2 separate regions of the Homo sapiens genome follow, and region 2 is linked to region 1. A link is a loop called in an ENCODE intact Hi-C map of the cell type or tissue named here. Cell type or tissue: ascending aorta. All regions are shown on one strand. Each heading gives the region's core, and the rest is flanking DNA. Links, peaks and the distances in the headings are about the cores only.

Region 1 (5,391 bases), core at 203-5,202:
GTAGTGACTCACTTTTGCCTTTCCTATTTGATCCAGATGACTAACATACATGTTCATTTTTTAAAATAAATAAATTGGATTTGTGTCTTTTCCTAAGGTTTGAATTAGATACTTCCCTAACTTTCTGCTTATGAAAATATTCCTTCTTTTCAAACTGTCTACAATTCTGCATTCATTACTTTCAGAAGTACTAGAACCTTTTATTCTTTCTGCTTTGTGTAAAAAACTACTTCAGACTGTGGACGTCTACATCGCCCCTGAAGTACAGTACTCACAAGGTATTCTTAGGCTTCAACATGTTTGAGAATTAACAAACTTTCCACATTTGAAAAGGAGGAATTTCTTTCCACAAAAATATTAATCCACTAAGAGGGATCAAGTGGTGTTTTAAATTTCTAAGTATTTCTACGAAAGTTATATTTCACTATGTTTTCCAAATACCGAATTGTATTTCACACAGTCATCAGTGTACAAACATACTCCTAATCTCCTAATTTTTTTTAAAAAAAAACAAACTACCTTGACTGTAAACTTATTGGAAGAGTTATTTCTAGTTAAGATCTCTACCTCCATATACCTAACCTACTCCAAATACGCTTCAATCCACATCATATCTCAAAGATTGTTCTGCTATGACCTCCATGTTGCTAACTCTATAGGTCACTTCTTTCTCCTCTTTCAGCAAGAATCAACACAATTGCCTGCTCCATCCTTCTTGAAATGTCTCCCTTTTTTGGCTTTCATGACATCAGACTTTTTTGGTTCTCTTTTTACCTCACTGAGCTGATAATTCCTCTTCTCCTAAACTCTAAATGTTGGAGTGAACTAGGGCTATGTCCAAAACCCAGTCAGATCTCATCTATATAAGAGGCAAATCAAATCTTGGTTGTGAAATTTAAGTCCTTGAACCTGTACATCCATGGCCAACTTGACATCTTCAATTAGATGTTGCAGAAATAACATGGTCAAAACAAGTCCTGACTCACAGCTCTCCCTGGTCTTATTTTCCACCAGCCTTACCCATCCCAGCAAGAGGTACCACCATCCACCTAATTCCTCAAACCAAAAATGTACAACTTAACTTAAACCTTTATCTACTTTACTCCCCATCTCCATTCCATCTATTGGTCTTGTCATCTCTATCACTTATAATTGTTCATTTCTCCACTTACCCATTTCACCACATCCCTAGTATAAGCCACCATCCCTTCACACCTGTTCTTACAGCAACATCTCCCCGACGGGGATTCCTTCTTCCTTTCTTGTACCTTGCTACAGAATATTCTTCACAATATTTTCTTTTAAAAACATGTGATCTTTTAAAATGTACTTCAGTGTGTGATCTTATAAAAATGTATCTAAGATTGAGTCACCCCCAAATCTTATCCTACCTGAGAATCTCTGGGTGGCTTTTAATCACATTTAAAATAAAACCTGAACTCTTACAATAGTTGGCAAAGCCCTCCATAATTCAGCCCTGCTTATGTCTCTGATCTTATCTCTTACCACTCTTCCCTTGCCCACTCCACTCCAGCCATAGAATTAGTTTTCAAACACACTGAGATTATTCCAACTCAAAGGCCTTTGCACTAGCATTTTCCTCTGCTGAAATATTCTTCCAATTGTTCTTTGTATAATGGTATACTGCTTCTCATTTAACTCTCGAGTTTCATCTCCTCCTAGAGACACTTGATGACCACTCAATCTACAGGAGCTCCTGCTGACTCATATCTTTCCATCCCATCACCCTAATAGTTATCATATCCAACACTTCTTTCTTTCTTTTCCTTCCTACATTCTTTCCTTTCTTTCTCTATCCAATTTTTATACTCTTGCTCAAATCCTGTCTCAGAATGTGCGATGGTTTGAATATGTCCCTCAAAGTTCATGTGTCAGAAACTTAATCCTCAATGCAGTGTTGAGAGGTGGGTCCTTCAAGAGGTGATTAGGTCATGAGGGCTCTGCCCTCATGAATGGATTAAGGCTGATGGGTTTCTGATAAAAGGGTGAGTTTGACCCCATTTCTCTCACATGCATGTGCCCACTTGCTTTTCTGCCTCCTGCTATGGCATGATGCAGCAAGAAGGCCCTCATCACATGTGGGCTCCTCAACCTTAGATCCAGACTTAAGAAATAAATCTCTGTTCATGATGAATTACTCAGTCTCAAGTCAATAGCAGCACAAAATAGACTAAGACAGAAAGTTCCCTGTGAGCAAGGGTCCTTGTATGTCTTGATCACTACTACATGTATGGCCCATAAACTGTCCCCGACACATAGAGGGTCAGTATTACTATGTTTATGATCCTACACACACACACACAGACACACACACACACACACACACACACACACACACCCCTTACTGGACTATCAGGGTATCCAGGACTTGTGATTCTGCTATTATGGTGCAGGAACTGACAAGTGAAGATAAGAATTCAGAACTCAGGCCTGTAGTTACCAGCCTGATGGGCAGTGGCTCTGAGCCATGTTAAGTTTATGAAGAATCCAGCAAGGGAAAGAAATACATGATCACAGTCTTCAGGAATGCAATGGAATGATTTTTTTTTTTTCCCCGAAACAGCCCTAGGGGCTGCCCTCCAAAGAAAGCAAGAAATCGTGATACTAGGGACATTCCACTCTCTGGGTGGTGAGGCGAGTGTCTGAATCTCTCTTTCACCCACTCACCCCCACCTGAGGCCTAGGTTATTTCTATATTAAAGTCAGCAGCTCTGACCATTACCAACCTGCTTTGTATTCCTCATTCTCCTCATGATTGTTTTTTCAACAAAACTTCAATAAAGTAGTATAAGAGAAAAGGAATGTATTCCCAGTCAAGCAATGACTGGAAAGAATTCAGAAATACCAAGAGACAAGCAGGCAGGCAATTTCAGAAAACACAAAACCAGGAAAAATGATGAAGAAAAATATATCCACTTGAATGTAGATTAAAAAAAAAAAAGAACTCTTCAAACCCCATTAAACCTTAGATCTTTAAAAATGTTCCCTTAGACTTGACCAGTATTTGAGGACATCAATCAAATCTTCTCTTTAACTCCTGAAGAAAAGAAACACATCACTTCTCTTAAAAGAAGCTTTCTGGGTATGGATTGATATCTTTCAGAAAATAGACGGGTAAGGCTCAGATCTGCTCTTTGATTTTCACTCACCCAAGGGACGTTTTCTGAAATGTTTTATTTATACGGGGAGCATTTACCAAATGCTCCCATGGGGTGGGAGACTAGTTTTAAAAAAATATTAAACACTTGGAAACCAATTAAGGCAATGTTGCCAGTTTCCCAATCTTTTTTCTTTTTAGGCAGAGTCTCACTCTGTCGCCTAGGCTGGAGTACACTGCTGTGGTCACAGCTCACTGCAGCCTCAACCTGCCACCACAGCCTTCCAAGTAGCTAAGACCACAGGTGCACACCACCACGCCTGGGTAATTTTTGTATTTTGCCATGCTGCTAAGCCTCGTCTCAAACTCCTGTACTCAAGTGATCCACCCTTCTTGGCCTCCCAAAGTGCTGGGATTGCAGGCATGAGCCACTATGCCCAGCCTCTGTTTTTCTTTTTCTTTTTTTTCTTTTTAGAGACGGAGTCTCGCTCTGTCGCCCAGGCTGGAGTGCAGTGGCGCAATCTCGGCTCACTGCAACCTCCGCCTCCCAAGTTCAACCAATTCTCCTGCCTCAGCCTCCCGAGTAGCTGGGACTACAGGCGCCCACTGCCACGCCTGGCTAATTTTTTTTTGTATTTTAGTAGAGACGGGGTTTCACTCCAATATTTTAAAGTTGATAAATAGTAAATAAGAGAAACTGATAAATACATAAAATATTACTTCCTATAGTTTCTTTTTTACAAAATGCAAATGCTCTGACATTTTACCTGTATGTTTCCCCATAAATTAATTTACTTAAAATATGCTTCTAGAAAAAGGCAGTATTTTACCAAAATGAGGAATAAAACAACATAGTATATTTATGAATATACTTGTACATTTCCATCCTCTATAATTTAAGAGTCATTAAAATAAGCACCGTAAATATAAGAAATGATATTCAATTGTTTAATAAAAAACACAAAGGGGTCTCAATATATGGTATTGAACAGCTAGTTTGACAACAAGGAGATTTTTTCAGTATCTGTTCATTGTGTTTTATGGATATTCCTCTTCCACTATTTACTTATATTCATAATATTTATATATTATTTTATAAGTAATATTATATTATTTTATAAGTAATATTATATTACTTATATTTCTATCACCTCTAATTGATAATTGTATATATTCTGAAAAATAAGACCAAATATTTAAGTACTAATATTAAGTTATTATTTTGCTCAGAATCCTCAATATTCAAAATGTTATTTAGCATATTTACATTCACCAGTGGGAAAAAACGAATATTTGATTTGGATAGTCTTTTATTTATTTTGCTTGTTTGCTTTTTCTCTTATGACAGATGGTTTTAACACAGAGGGAATAAAAACAGGATTCTTGTTTATCAAGGGATCATCTGTTTCTGGTGTGTAGTCCTCACCTGTAAAGCACAATCCAATGTTGCAGCATCACAGCTTGTTGTTGTAAAAATATGAGTTCTGATGTGGTCTCCTGACACCATGTACAACTACACTTTGTGCTGCACTGGGTCATATTTTTAGTTACTATGTCAAGACTCACTTATGTGTGCCCTACTGATCCGTCTCACCAGGTGGGTGGCCAACAGTGTTAACAGTAGATACCAGAAAGCAAAGCTCACTCCTAAAATACCCAACAAGTATTTTTTCAAAATTATTTAACTTATGTGTTTATCATTTGCCAAAACCAGTCAATTGCCTTCCCTCTGTTTGAGTCAAAGCCAAAGGAACATATTCAAAGATTCCCCCACAAGAGCAATGATAACATAATGATCAAGCCCAAAGTTAGTAAGGAAAATCAAGACTGGGCATTGGTGGCTCACGCCTGTAATCCCAGCACTTTGGGAGGCTGTGGTGAGTGGGTCATCTGAGGTCAGGATTTTGAGACCAGTCTGGCCACCATGGTGAAACCCCGTCTCTACTAAAAATACAAAAATTAGCTGGATGTGGTGGCGGGTGCCTGTAGTCCCAACTACTCGGGAAGCTGAGGCACAAGAATTGCTTGAATCTGGGAGGCAGAGGTTGCAGTGAGCTGAGATTGTGCCACTGCACTCCAGCCTGGGTGACAGAGTGAGATAAGTGATTTTTGTAGTTTTTTAATAAAATTTTAATTTTGGAATGTTTTAGATTTTCAGAAAAGTTGCAAAGATAGCACAGAGGGGTTTTGTGTAACCTGTATCCAGTTTCCCCATTGTTAACATCCTTCATTAATGTGGCACATTTGTCACAACTAATAAACTAGTATTACTA
Region 2 (5,391 bases), core at 219-5,218, 180 kb before region 1:
AGCTAGTAATCTAAGCTCTGAATAGTGATTCATTCACATCAGTCAGTCAAATAATGGCCTAATTCCTCTTCCAAATTTATACTGCTTATTGTCTTATGGAACAATCACATATGCAAAGCCTTCAAGGCTTTGCATTCAAAAATGTCAAGTTAGGAAATAGATCACCTGAATGAGAAGAAACAAAGCTATCATCTGACACCAGTGCTTGCCACCAGGCCCTTCACATCCCAAGGGACAAAGCCCCTGCCTTGAAAAAACCTAAGGAGAGGGCACATCCATTGTTGCTGTGGGGGCCACCTTCTGCCTAGAATTTCCTCAGTAGGCTTCTCTTTCACTTCTTAAGAGACATTCAAGAGTTAGAAGCACAGAATTAAAAAGGAATACAGCATGCGCTAACAGAGAACATTATAAACCCAAGAGGCTGAAAGAGAAAGTAGGCATGTGTGCTTGTCTTCTGGGGAGGTGAAGACGTGAGGATAATCTGTTCTCATGCTGCTATGAAGAAATATCCGAGACTGGGTAATTTATTTAAAAAACAGGTTTAATTGACTCACAGTTCCACATGGCTGGGGAGGCCTCAGGAAGCCTACAATCGAGTCAGAAGGAGAAGCAAATACATCCTTCTTCACATGGTGGTGGGAAGGAGGAGTGCAAAGCAAAGGGGGGAAAGTCCCTTATAAAACCATTACCATTAGATCTCGTGAGAACTCACTATCATGCAGACAGCATGGGGGTAACCACCCCCACGATTCAATTACCCTACCGGGTCCCTCTCATGACACATGGGGATTATAGGAACTACAATTCAAGATGAGATTTGGGTGGGGACACAGCCAAACCATATTACAGGGGATGTTGAAAAGAATCAACAATCAAAACCTTGAAAGTATACCTTTCAAGCCTAAAGATCTTAATATATATCCATTTAAAAAATCAAGAAACAAAACAGGCACAAAGCTCTATGTCATCTAAACTGATAATTATGGGAAAAGCAGAAGTCAGACTTTGAAAATGATTTATATAAACTGTTTCATCTTTCAGATGAAGAAAATGAACTGTAGAAAATTCTCCAAGTTGTCCAAGGTCATATGGTGATAACCCTGATTATGACGTACTGAATCCCTGACGCATCTCCTACAACTCAGTGTTGAAAGGCTCAGCATGCCTTGGTGCTCCTCCTTCCAAGCGTAAAGATTAAATTTACAACATCACTATAACCTCTGCCTTCTAAAGAATCATATTCCAATATCCCCTGCTCCGATTTACAGCAGTTTGAATTGTTGCTATTAAGTTTCCTCGCCACAGAAACAATGGGGTTGTTGGATGAACATGGCTTAACACTGACTGGGTGTGGGAAAATGAAACTGCACTGTCTCTTATTTCGTGTTTTATCATTTACCCAGCACTTCCAGATGCATCATCTTCCTTAACACTCAACACTCCTATGTGGCAGGAAGAGCAGGCATTACACCTCCCTTCTTCTAGATAAGAAAACTGAGTCTCAGACCTGCCTAATGGCAACAAAATGTAATACGAGTAAGACGATATTGGAAACTAAGACAGGCAGTGAGATTTATTGAGATTAGCATCAGCTTAAAAATTGAACTAGACTAGGTTAAAATCCCACTTGCTTCTTTACTAGCAAAATAAGCTATGGGCCTCATTTCTCTCCTCTGAATCGGAGCTACCATAACCACCTTCCTTCCAGGCATTTTTGAGGATTAGACAGAGATTCTGCAAAATGCCTGGCACAGCAGCAGTCTCTCAGCAAATGCCGGCTAGCATTAGGAAGCACTAAAATTAAACATTCCAACAAATCACAAGTTTCAAGTCCTGGAAACAGTAAGTAGTTAATACTAACAGTTTCATTTAAACTACAGAATCTTCAGACATGGAGCTGACAACAGATGATTAGCTTCAGTTGACATTTATAGCCATCCCCTTTTCTATTTGTTTAAATATTTCTGGCTCTATTGACTTTCTATGACTTTTTGCAGGTTGCTTTCTCCTCGTCAGACACATTGCACACTTTGTATATTCAAATACATGTCTTATTCTCCATTTTACTCCCAGTAATAGATCGTTTAATTCCAGAACAGAAGCCATATGGTTATAGAGAAAGAGGCAGGTGAGGAAACGAACCCTCACCGCTAAGACTTCCTGGAAGGAATCAGTAAGTCTCATTCCCTTAAGCAGGGCATAGACCCAAACATTTCCTGGGCCAGAATGCTGTATCTAGGGCACCGTGGTGCTTGCAGCAAGCTGGAGAGCATGTGTCCCTTCTAAAGGGGCAGCTTGTACACAGCTCCAGCTGCCTGGGAATATGGCTCAGTGTTACCAAGTCTCCAGGCATTTCAAGGAAAGCCAAGAATCTGTATTATGAAAAATTTCTAGATTTTTGAAAATACAATGTGGGCCAAACAAAATAATGCTTATGTGCAAATCTGGCCCAAACCAAATAATGCTTATGTGCAAATAATGCTTATGCGCAAATCTGGTCACCAACATTTCCTGTGTTACCCTAAAGCCTTCTGAGATCTAATACACCAAATTGCAGAGAAACTCTGCCCTAGAGTTTTCTACCTGGAAAATTGTGCAGAGAGCAAAGATCATGACAGACCCAGAGAGCGGGCTGCTGACCTAAAAAGGATGAAATCTTAAACAGAATCCACTGGAAAGTAGGAAGATGGAGAAGTCGGGGGTTAGGATATAAGATGGCTACTGGCCCCAGGAGAGGCAAGAGTTCTAATGGTCAGAAGATGACAGTGAGAGTGATTAGCTGGAAAACAAGGCCTTTGAGAGAGGTTTTTGCATGAAAAAACAGATATAAGGGCTTTTCACTACATATAAGGCTGTGACCTAAATAAACTTGAATGTCTGCGAGAGGCAAACTGACTTGAGTACTTCTGAGCATCTATCGAGTCTTCAAGGCTTTCAGATGCATGAATGATATATGATCCTTAGGCCTCTTTCAAAGACTTTGTTTTGATGACATAACCCATGCCTCTTTGAATGTCATTTCTAGAGGGCTGAAATTGAAAAAACTTGGAATAAAAAGAAATGTAAAAGAATCTTTGTGAATTTGGTGTACAGCTTTAACAGATATGTACAGACATCTATCTTCTCTGATGAAACAAACCTAGAAGTAGCAAAGAGAGGCAGCACTTTAATATCATATTTAGAAATATATGACTCATGGCATAATCAACTTTAAAAAATGTGCTGAGAAAATCCATTAGTCAGAGATTCCAATCATTCTTTTATATATGAAAGGCAGAGATATAGTAAAACACCAATTTATCCTTTATCATCTAATTTAACAGACATCATTTCAATCTTTTAAAAATGCTTTAGTGAAAATTCAATACATTTTTAAATGGAGATTTTTGCTCTCCAAGGTAGAATAATATCAAATAACCCTAAGAATCACTCAAAGTTTTAAATTCACAGAAATTATATTATACAGCATTGCTTCCACTTACAGAGCTGTTTTTGTTTGTTTTTGTTTTTAGACAGAGGCTCACTCCATCACCCAGGCTGGAGTGCAGTGGCGTGATCTCAATTCACTGCAACCTCCACCTCCTGGGCCCAAGTGATCCTTCCACCTCAGCCTCCAGCATAGCTGGGACCGCAGGTGCGTGCCACTACACCTGGCTAATTTTTCTGACTTTTTTTTTTTGTAGAGATGGGGGTCTCACCATGTTGCCAAGACTGGTCTCAAACTCCTGGGCTCAAGCAATCCCCCTGCTCTCACCTCCCAAAGTGTTGGGATTACAGGCATGAGCGACTGTGCCTGGCCCAGAGCTGTTTAAGTAAAAATGATTATAACTTTAACCACACCCCATTATTCACAAATGTGGACTTTATAGGCCACATATTCCTATTCAGAGATACTCATTCAAAATGCAAAAGGGTGTCTAATACTATGGCTAAATTGTTGATCACCTATATTCCATTTCCCACAAGTGAATTTTCAATGGACTCACTTTCACACATAAGGTAATATAACAATTAGTGTTCCCCAAAAGAAAGCAAATGTGTAGAGGCAATACTGTCATTCTCCATAAGCCTAAGTTTGGAAATTTTTAAATTTGCTTGTTAAGTAAGAGTTAATCTGACTCTTACTATAGGCACTATAGGGTTGCTATTGTCTTACACCGTACCATCAAGGTGAATGAAAAGGGAGAACTGAATTTCAGGAAAAAAGTGGGTTTAATTTTAAAGCTGGAAAAGGGTTCAGGGATATTTTCTCATTTGACAGACACAGGAAACACAGTCACTAAATATGACTAAGACCACTGCCCAATTTGTCAGCAGAATTCAGGTATCCTAATTTCATTCCCAATGCTTTTTCCATTATCGAGGCTCTTGATAAAAACTGGCAAAGCAATAAATCTAACCATGAGACATAAGGATCTTTTCTAGCTCCATTCATCCACATCATTGTTATAATCTCATTTTGCACATTTATCTGCTAGCACCAACACTTTAAGTTTAGAGCACTGGTTCTACTGCAGGGGATATTTGACAATGTCTGAAGACAGTTTGGTTGCAGCAGCCAGGTAAGGGTGCTACAGGCATCTAGTGGGCAGAGCCCAGGGATGCTGGCAAACATCCTGTAATGTGCAAGACAGCCCTCGACAACAAAAATTAGCCCACCCAAAATGTCATTAGTGCCAAGGCTACAAAAGGCTGGTCTACAGGTAAAGTAAGAAGGTGGGCGCTTCTACAAAGCAAGTTTGCAGTAATAAAGTTGGGTATGGCATTACTGTTGAAGCATGGTACATAACTTGTAAGGTAAGAACTAATATTGGTTTAAAAAAATCAGAAATAGGCATTATATTTAAAGAAGATAACATGAACCTAGAGTGACTGGCCACTTAGCTGACATTCTCATGCCACCAGAATTTGTGAACTGTGCAATGAGCACTTGCTGGTTTTGTCTGCTATATAGAATTTTAGCTTTGCAGGATTGCAGGATATTTAGCATTGCTGTCAGTTTAGAACAACCAAGTTACTTTTATGTTGCAGGAACAAAATATACGTAGATATATGAAAACTTTTTTAATATTGAAATTCATGCAGGAAAATTAGATTTGGAAATCCAAACCTCTCTTTAACCCTTAACCACTTTATCTTCCCACTGAGAACTTCTTAAATCAAAGCAGTCATTCTTAAAGCTAGAATTATCACATAATAATAGTGGAACAGATTCACACACACAGGTACAATATGAGTAAAATGTTTTTATGAGAAACTTGCTTTCAATATGCAACTCAAGTTCCCTTAAGCTAAGCCTACAAGAAATGGCACAAATTTGAGTAAACTGTTTCCCCTGCATGACCTTTGAAAATACTTTTGAAGTCCAAAAGGCCTCAATAGACTATTTTA

Evidence for each region. Peaks named below come from ENCODE experiments on the same cell type or tissue, not always from the same donor. Only the 100,000 strongest peaks of a DNase experiment are listed, where the experiment ranks them.
Region 2: it touches region 1 in a loop (2.8-fold over the local background); 3 of 110 quality-filtered maps call a loop at or near these places.

Annotation. Positions count from the first base shown.
Region 1 is chr12:63,042,851-63,048,241 of GRCh38, forward strand. No RefSeq gene overlaps it. Among named protein-coding and RNA genes, the nearest start is that of AVPR1A, 110 kb to the right of the region's middle. RefSeq lists a silencer at 2,465-2,665. In ascending aorta, for the core only: no CTCF peak of the experiment used is centred there; a DNase peak (open chromatin) is centred at 2,491; H3K27ac peaks cover 3,544 bases.
Region 2 is chr12:62,859,530-62,864,920 of GRCh38, forward strand. All of the region lies in intron 1 of PPM1H (protein phosphatase, Mg2+/Mn2+ dependent 1H), which reads right to left. The region is part of intron 2 of LOC105369795 (a long non-coding RNA gene); the gene reads left to right. Among named protein-coding and RNA genes, the nearest start is that of PPM1H, 73 kb to the right of the region's middle. In ascending aorta, for the core only: no CTCF peak of the experiment used is centred there; no DNase peak of the experiment used is centred there; H3K4me3 peaks cover 1,703 bases; H3K27ac peaks cover 3,562 bases.